Linked DNA regions of Mus musculus: region 1 is linked to region 2. A link is a loop called in an ENCODE intact Hi-C map of the cell type or tissue named here. Cell type or tissue: left cerebral cortex. All regions are shown on one strand.

What was found. Hi-C counts contacts between places; a loop is a spot of excess contacts. Peaks named below come from ENCODE experiments on the same cell type or tissue, not always from the same donor. Only the 100,000 strongest peaks of a DNase experiment are listed, where the experiment ranks them.
Region 1: a loop joins it to region 2, with 2.3 times the contacts of the local background. A loop is called at or near these places in 2 of 42 quality-filtered maps.

The regions. Positions count from the first base shown.
Region 1 is chr5:99,382,119-99,386,118 of GRCm38, reverse strand. All of the region lies in intron 2 of A930011G23Rik (RIKEN cDNA A930011G23 gene), which reads left to right. Gm35314 (a long non-coding RNA gene) reads right to left here. Exons shown (of 2, transcript XR_389389.4): 2 at 1-2,234. Among named protein-coding and RNA genes, the nearest start is that of Gm35314, 17 kb to the right of the region's middle. In left cerebral cortex, a CTCF peak has its summit at 1,796; DNase peaks (open chromatin) are centred at 1,434, 1,965, 2,215 and 3,091; H3K27ac peaks cover 3,853 bases.
Region 2 is chr5:99,715,856-99,719,855 of GRCm38, reverse strand. All of the region lies in intron 1 of A930011G23Rik (RIKEN cDNA A930011G23 gene), which reads left to right. It overlaps Gm16226 (a long non-coding RNA gene), which reads right to left. Exons shown (of 3, transcript XR_001784899.2): 3 at 3,848-4,000. Among named protein-coding and RNA genes, the nearest start is that of A930011G23Rik, 11 kb to the left of the region's middle. In left cerebral cortex, a CTCF peak has its summit at 2,342 (motif pointing left); a DNase peak (open chromatin) is centred at 1,744; H3K27ac peaks cover 968 bases.

The DNA.
Region 1 (4,000 bases), 330 kb after region 2:
GATGTGTGAGTGGACTCCAGGGCTGTCTTTTGATGTGACGTGACAGGCAAAGATGACCTCTCGGTATCAAATCTAGTCAGTTTCTCACATCTCCTTCTTGTGTGATCCATTTTGGAACCATAGAGACTTAAGAACTGAGGGAAATGCCATCCAAGGAAGGGGCCCTCTGCATCTGAATAAAGTGACCCTGAAGCGTTTACCACGGGTCATAGATCAGGACCGCCTCATGCCAGTCAAACACTGAAAAATAGCTAGCAAGTCAGAAACAGCTCTTATACTCACCAACCAAGCATCGTCTGAGCACATCAGTCTTAGATCCTGTAGCATCCTTACCTGTTAAATCAAGGCAGTATCGGATACGGCCACTCCCATTCAGTATCTAAAAAAGAAATAAGCTAAAAGTTAGTTGCAAATCGAATCATCTGAATTGCGTGCATACCATGAAAACTGGGCATCTTTCAGGAAGGAGTCGAGTGTTGATCCCTTGTGTTCTAGTGTCCTTCTGACTTGGTAATGATTTAGGGACACAAAATATTTTATGGGCATGAGTTGCTGCTGTTACCTAAGATTTTATAATTGTTAGCCACCAAGCTCAGAAAGTGCCACTGTCTACTGAACAATTGCTCTGCTATGCCAAAACATGTCAAAATTAATTCCAATGAGACAACACAGTCTAACCCTAAAAACCTAAAAAAAAACTTTACTGAAGTGGAGATAAATTCCAGAGCTTTGAGGGCTTTCTCTGCCACCAAAGGCGGGGGATCTCTGGTTCATCAAAGCAACATACAACAAAGTCTGAGGATGTCATTAACCTTAGTCAAGGACAAGAGTGATGGTGCCCAGCTCTGACCTCCCAGGAAGCCTGGCTACTGTGTCCACAAAGTAGGATGCCTGAGATCAAAGGCATTCTGTTCTGGTAGCTAAAGAGATAGTGAACCTCTCCCTCTTTAAAAGCCCCCTGCCTGAATAAATCAAAGTATACAGGGGGAAAAATACACTTATCTACAGTGTAAGGATTTTTGAAATACTGTTGAATCCCTACTTGGGGAATTTTTACCAGAGCCACATCTTTATTTCTGATTACATTTCTATAATGTATCCAACATTTAGTTTTTGTTGATTTTTTTTCCTTAATTACTTCTAGTAAAAGATATTGGGTTTGTTTCAAATGTCTTAACTGCTAGGGTGGCTGCAAGGTGCTGTCTCCCAGAGTCACCAAGCACTGGAAGAAGAAAAGGCATCCAAGCTGCAGGAAGTAATCAGGACCCTTCTGGAAGGATTGGCTGGGCTGAGCCTAGGCATTGTGCCCTTATTCAGCCTGTATCAACCAACTGAGCCCACTTAATCCTAGACACAAAAGAACTTTTTAGGGAGCCCAGGGGAGGCCTGTATTATGTGGAACTGATGTTAACTCTTAAATTCCTTAGAAATTACATAGTAATCCTGAGCAGGCTTTTGCCTAATGCACAGGAGGACAATTAAGGCATCCTTCATGATGCTGTGTACAGAGCTGTCTGTCTTTCCCTACTTCCTGCATCCAAGAATCTATGTAAATGGAATGTGAGTAGCAGCCACTTGCACTGCACTTGCACTGCAAGTCGGGACCACAGAAGGATATGAGTAGCCTCAGGTAGAAACTACAGTCACCTTACATATTGAATGGAAAGTGGATCCACTGAGGGACGTGAGGGGTGGGTGCTGGGAGGTTGAGGAAGGTTGGTTTGGCTTGGCTTCCGGATGAGTGAAGACCACAAAGGCTCTGTGGAAGGACAGTAAAGGAAGGAGAGTAACATGCGGTAAGAGTTGGGAATGACAGGAAGAACTCAGTCAAGAAGGGGCTGTGGATCAAGACGAGGCTTGAGTCTGCATTGGAGCAAGTAGGAGACTTCTGAAGTGTTTGGTTTGAGCAGGAAGAAAATAGAACGCCATCGTGGGAGGATCACAACTCACTTTATTTTTAAAAAGATCCGGCATGCTGTAGAGAACAGATCTGCACAGAGCAATGACACAGGATCTTCTACAAACCAAGGAACAGAGTCAGAAGAATGCAGAGGGCTGGAAGTGCAGGTCGCCGCTCCTTCGACGCTTGCTTTTGGGGTTCTCCTAACCCTCCAGGCTCGAGTTTCTTTCCCCCATATCCTTGCAGAGCCTGGCTTGCTGCACTGCATGCACCAATGACCTTGTTCCATGGGCGTCATCAGCACCTCCACTTCGAGCATGGGAACATTTAAAGCCTGGAAAAGTATAGTGTCTTAAATTAAAGTCCTTCATGCAGGCGATGGTGGAGCCTGGGGTGGGGCGATGAGAAGGGAAGGAGAAGGAACCAGGATAAAATAAACTATAAATGAGCATAATGGGTACTGGAGAGACAAGAGGAAATTTTAGCTGTGGCTGAAGGTTGAGTGAAGGAAATGAGTTAAATCCATTCAAATGCACGACATTTATGTGCATAAAATGTTGCATCTAAGAGAGTGGTGGGTGTTCTGTGTGCCATTTACTGCTATTGTTGGTCTCTCCCCAAACAGAGCACCTGGCTATACTCTTTTCATGTGTTTCCTCTCTTAGGATCCTGCCCAGGGTCTGTCTTGTTTCCCTTACTGTCTGACCACCTAGAAACCTGACAATGGCCGTTCCCACTCCAACTGCCCTTCACCCCTTGTATGTGTGGGGGAGAGGGTAGTCTGATAAATCTCAAGGTCTGACTGACCATGAGTTACGGGCTGGGTCGATTCCTTCTGAGGGCAGCTTGTTCCTGATTGTCCCTGATGTTTTACAGTCTCTCCTCTATTCATACGTGTAACAACAACAACAAAAAAATCTCTTCTTTTCATAAAGATAATAGTCCCAGCTTCGAAGCATAGAAATGAGGCGATTTGGGGGCTTTGGAGTGATTGGACTCTGGAGGTGATGCAGCTCAAGCACAGGTCTTCTTCATAGCCTTCCCCATGGCCCTGCATTTCCGCAAGTCATTGCCACCTAAAGATACAGGTGACAGCATCCCTCCCTCCATTTTCCTCTTCCCTCCCCTGGAAGCACTGTTGAGCAATCCAGACCTGGGCTTGTTAGCATCACTCTGCTGGCATCTTGTTGAGGATGAAGCTGAACCCTGGTGACCTATGGCAACGAGACAGAATTGTTTCTTCCCGCGTGCTACGCTCTCATGCTTGAACAGACAACTTCCCATTTTCATTTCTCCTTTTGCTTTTCTGCACTCCTAGAGAATTTGAGTTCATGCTGAAATAAATGGCCTGTGATTTAACTAACACATGCTTCATTTTGACATTCTGAAGAGCTGTGTAATTTGTATGCCCCTCTTTTGGGATATATCAGGGATTGTTTATTGCTTCAGGCATCTTGCCTTATTGGACCTCCTGAAAAACATTATATACAATGAAACCCCAAAGAGGTTTCATATCAACCAAGCATCAAAGCCGGTTTTCAAAGCCAGCCTCTCAGGGCAGAAGGGCTTTTCTCAGGGCAGTATGCTTTTCACTGTGTTGTATGTTTCTCCCTTGGGAGGTCCCCAGAGACAGACATACTTATTCTAGTAGAATTGGCTGTTGTAGACTTGTCCATGTACTGGTTAACTCATGTTTTATTACTCTTAAAAAATAATTTTAAATATTTGTTTATTGTATAGGCTTTGTATAAGTTCTAATAGATTTATATTTAAAACTGTGATGAGTGTATTGAATATTTTAAAATTTTGAAGTAAACATATCTACATAAAATATTAGTAAATGCCTGAATAACTCATTTGTAACTTTCACAACTTTTATCATTTTTATAAATTTTACTTAGACATTTTAATAAGCTGCTATATTATGCAGCTTATAAATAGATATGTAAAAATTCTCACTAAACTTAGCACAGAAGTAAATCACATTACCTAGAAAATCATTAATGATTGACAGCATAGGGGGAAATCTATGTATTAAATCATAATGAAAACTCCTATGCAGCTGCTATTAAACCCCGAAAGGTGACAAGGGAGAGTCAC
Region 2 (4,000 bases):
TCACAGCAAGTCACTAATGCTTTTATCCTTCGAGTCTCCCTGTTCCTCCATCCTGACAAGGTTGATGCATAACCCTGTGCCCTTTCACCCCAACTTTCCCAATAACTTCTCCATTCTTCACATTCTTCTGGCTGGTTTCTGAGGCCGTCTGCTGGGCGCCTCACCCTGCCTGGTCCAGTTCACTCTCTGTTTTTTATTTTCTCGGCGTCCTCACACATCAGGTATAAATTCTTGCCTTGGCTTATAGGACCTGCCACCCTCTGCCCAGCCCATGTCACTCTTCTTCCCTTCCTGTCTGAACCCTATTCAATGTTCAGGGCCAAGCAAGGATTCCACTGTTTTAGATCCCTCACTCCTTACCTGAGTCACCCTCATTCCATCCATCTTTGCTTTGTGCCTCAGTTTTGTAAGCTGTAACCATGAGATAGCAATGATCTCTGTCCTGGTGAGGTTGTTATGAGGGTTGAGTTAAAATGGCAGCTGGCATGTGTAACAGCAGCTGCCATTTTGCTTCGCATTCTTTACCTTGGCCTAAGCTACCTCTCCACCTTGGTTGTTCTAGAACATGGTACATATTTCTTCTGAATCCTCCATGGTGCTGAACAAAATAGAGATGTTCAATTGATGCTTACTTAATTTTGAAAACCTCCCGTGTGCTGTTTGAGCAGAATCTAGGAACCAGTTTATTTCTGGATATTTTAAATTTTATTTCATAGAAATGTGACAACCATGGGTAGGGACTTGCCCTTCCATCTATGGGACACATATTGCAGATAACTTAGGCTGAGGGTATGTAAGATGATGATGATGATGGTGACAATGATGTACTTCTGCACAGGACTGTGGCAGAAACAGAATTTGAAGAACTTGACAGTTAGAAATGCGACTTAAGTGAAACTCAGCCACAGATTGCAATATAATTAAATCCGGAGTACTTTTTATTTCTCAATTGCTTCGCAAACACGTACCCTCAATGTAGGTCAAGTGGAGCCAAGCCATGTGGCAAAGTCAAGGCGTTATCCATCAGACTCGTATTTTCCATGCTGCTGGTGAAGAATTCCACTCGGAAGCCAGATTAGGTTACTCCAGAAGTAATTTACTCCAAAGAACACTCACTCGGTGGGTTTCCCTATTATGTCCTCAGCGGGACAGAGGCAGCACTGATGCCTGGCTTCCCTGCAAACTCTGTGTGGTGCTGGGGTGCCTGGAAGTTTGCTTTCATTGCCAGCGTTTGAACTTGACTGGAATTAGCCAGGTGCGGGTGGGTGTGATGAGGCCCACCGGGCGATGGCTACAGTGGTAGTGCTTTGAACTGCAAAGAACAGACAGTGGGAATCCACAACGGTGGACTCCAGGAACAGCTCACCCACTTACAGGCCTCCTGCCGGGGAGGTGCCCTTCCCTCTGTCCATTCCATGACCTGGACATGAAAGTGTCAGTGTTCAGTTTGCTTCACTCACCGGAATGATGGAAGGCCCCAGTGTGGTAATAGACACCAGAGTCAGCCGTGACCACACAAGCAGTCTACAAGTGTGAATTGCTGATTCTGGTCCTGTAATGAAAAGAGCAGGCAGCCGAGGCTCCCATGGGGCATCCTGGGCACACAGGGACTTACTGCTGAGGGGACTGTTAGTGGCGGTATGAATAGGGAAGAAGAGAGATGCTTCTATTTGAGAGGCAGAGAGGGAAAGATGAAGCAGTGGCAGTTTACAGCTAGAGCCAGGACTTCTAAATCCAGCGGGTAGATGCTAACTACACCATTCTATTTCGGAGTCGGTGCCTTGCTGACAGCCTGAATTTCAGGCAGTCTTGAGGCCCTACGGTTTTGTCTTATGAAGGTATCTTTTCCCGTGACGATTCTACTCTGTTTGGAATGGTTATAAATTCATCCATGATGATTTAGCTCTCTTGGGAAGGCTGCAGGCATGTATGGGTCCCCGATAATCTCTGAAGTTCAAATCTTGCCTTGGTCAGGATCTAAATTAATCTAGAGGAAGTGCTTGGCTTCTTTTTAATTATTTTTATGATGTGATATGTTATCTAGTCTAACGTATCTGGGAAAGCTCAGTAAAGCAGGGGAGGGATGGTCTGCCTCATGAAGCTCATGGGCAGGCTGGGGAGCCTGGCTGTCCCAAAGCTCCATTCCCCTTTTAGAAGTGGGTTCTTCAAGTCATACACAGAAGGGCTGGCAAGATGGCTCAGTGGGTAAGAGCACTGATTGCTCTACCAAAGGTCCTGAGTTCAAATCCCAGCAACCACATGGTGGCTCACAACCACCTGGAATGAGATCTGACGCCCTCTTCTGGTGTGTCTGAAGAAAGCTACAGTGTACTTAGATATAATAATAAATAAATCTTTTAAAAAACTATACATAGAAATCTAAAGATCTGAAAGTAGGGTCCGCATGGAGCTAGAAGGAATGCTTGTCTTTCTGTGTCCTCGCCACCTCACTCTGTAAAGCGTTTCCTGGCTCCATCTATTTACTTGAAATTTCCATGATTCCATTTGTCTTTACAGCTAGATAGGATTCCACTGTGTATCTGCAAAGCAGAAAAAGACCATTGTGGGAGTGGTGACCACTAATTTATCTGCAATGTAGCATTTGCTGACCTGGGCTACATGGGCTCAGGGGCTGCAGGACAGAGTTTTCCCAGGGGACACCATTAAGGCACCTGGAAAGAACCTGATGTCTTCAGGATGGATGAGGGGGTGAGGCAGGGGGTGAGCAGGGAGTGGGTGCGAGAAAGTAACTCCTTTCTTCTTGCTGCAGTTATGTGCACACAATTGGTCCATGCAAGCCTGTTGACTTCTCTTTTCTACTTTGTTCTCTCAGTTCTCTTCAGGAAGGGTTTTCGTGAACTCTAGACCTCCCAAGTCATTTCTACCCAATGAACCTGTTCTTGATGTTCATTTAAACCAAATTTCATGCATATTAAAATGTGTTGTCTAAGTCTACAGAATAGAAGAAAATCTTGGTGTCAGCTCTTCATCCAATAAAGGATTCATAGCTATTATATGCAAAGAACTAAAAAAAAAAATCAAACACTAAAAGGATAAATAACCCAATAAAGACAGGATCAAGGCAGTTCTTAAGAGAAGCACAGCTCCAATATATAAATGAAATACATAGTGCATCTTAGCTCTCGGGAAGATGTAGACAGAAGTACCAGAGTGTCTGTCTTACCCCAGTACCAAGGAAATAAATGACAATAAACATTGACCAGAATTTAGTGGGGGCAGCAGAAGCCCTTATACACTGCAGGTGGGATGGAGTTTAGTGTAGGCACCATGTAAATAAGCATTGCCGATCCTCCAAGGTTAAAAATAGAATTCTCATATGATCCAGCTATAGCATTCCGGGTATATACCATAAGGATTCAAAGCTAGCATACCATAGAGATAACTGTAGCTCAGGGTTTATTATAGCACCTTTCCCAAGGTATGGATGAGGGCCTAAAGAAAACATCCTATATAATACATATATAGTCACATATATTATATACACATACATATACATGCATCTATATTATACTATATATATATGTATGTATATATATATATATTCATTCCATAGAGTATTGTTTAGCCACAAAGAAGAAAAGAGATCATGTTATTTATGGGAAAGTGAATAGAAATAGCGTTCACTATGTTAAACAAAATAAGCCCAATCTCAAAAGACAAATGTAAGGTTTTCTTATGTGTATTCTAGATCTCTAAAAATCATTAGGATAGAGGGATGATGTTTTGCAAAATGTAAAGTGGTCAAGGAGAGGAGGGATGAGAAATATTAATGAGAGATGGATATATTAATCAAAGATATATGCATATACATACACAGACAAATATATGAAAATGTCACAATGAAAGCCATTCTTTTGTACAAATTGTGAACAGCAATAAAAAGGAATAAAGCTTTAAAAAGTGTTGTCTATCTGCTAGGAAAAACTGGGACGACAGGGAGATCCACACACACACAGAGCCACATCTGGACAGGAAGATA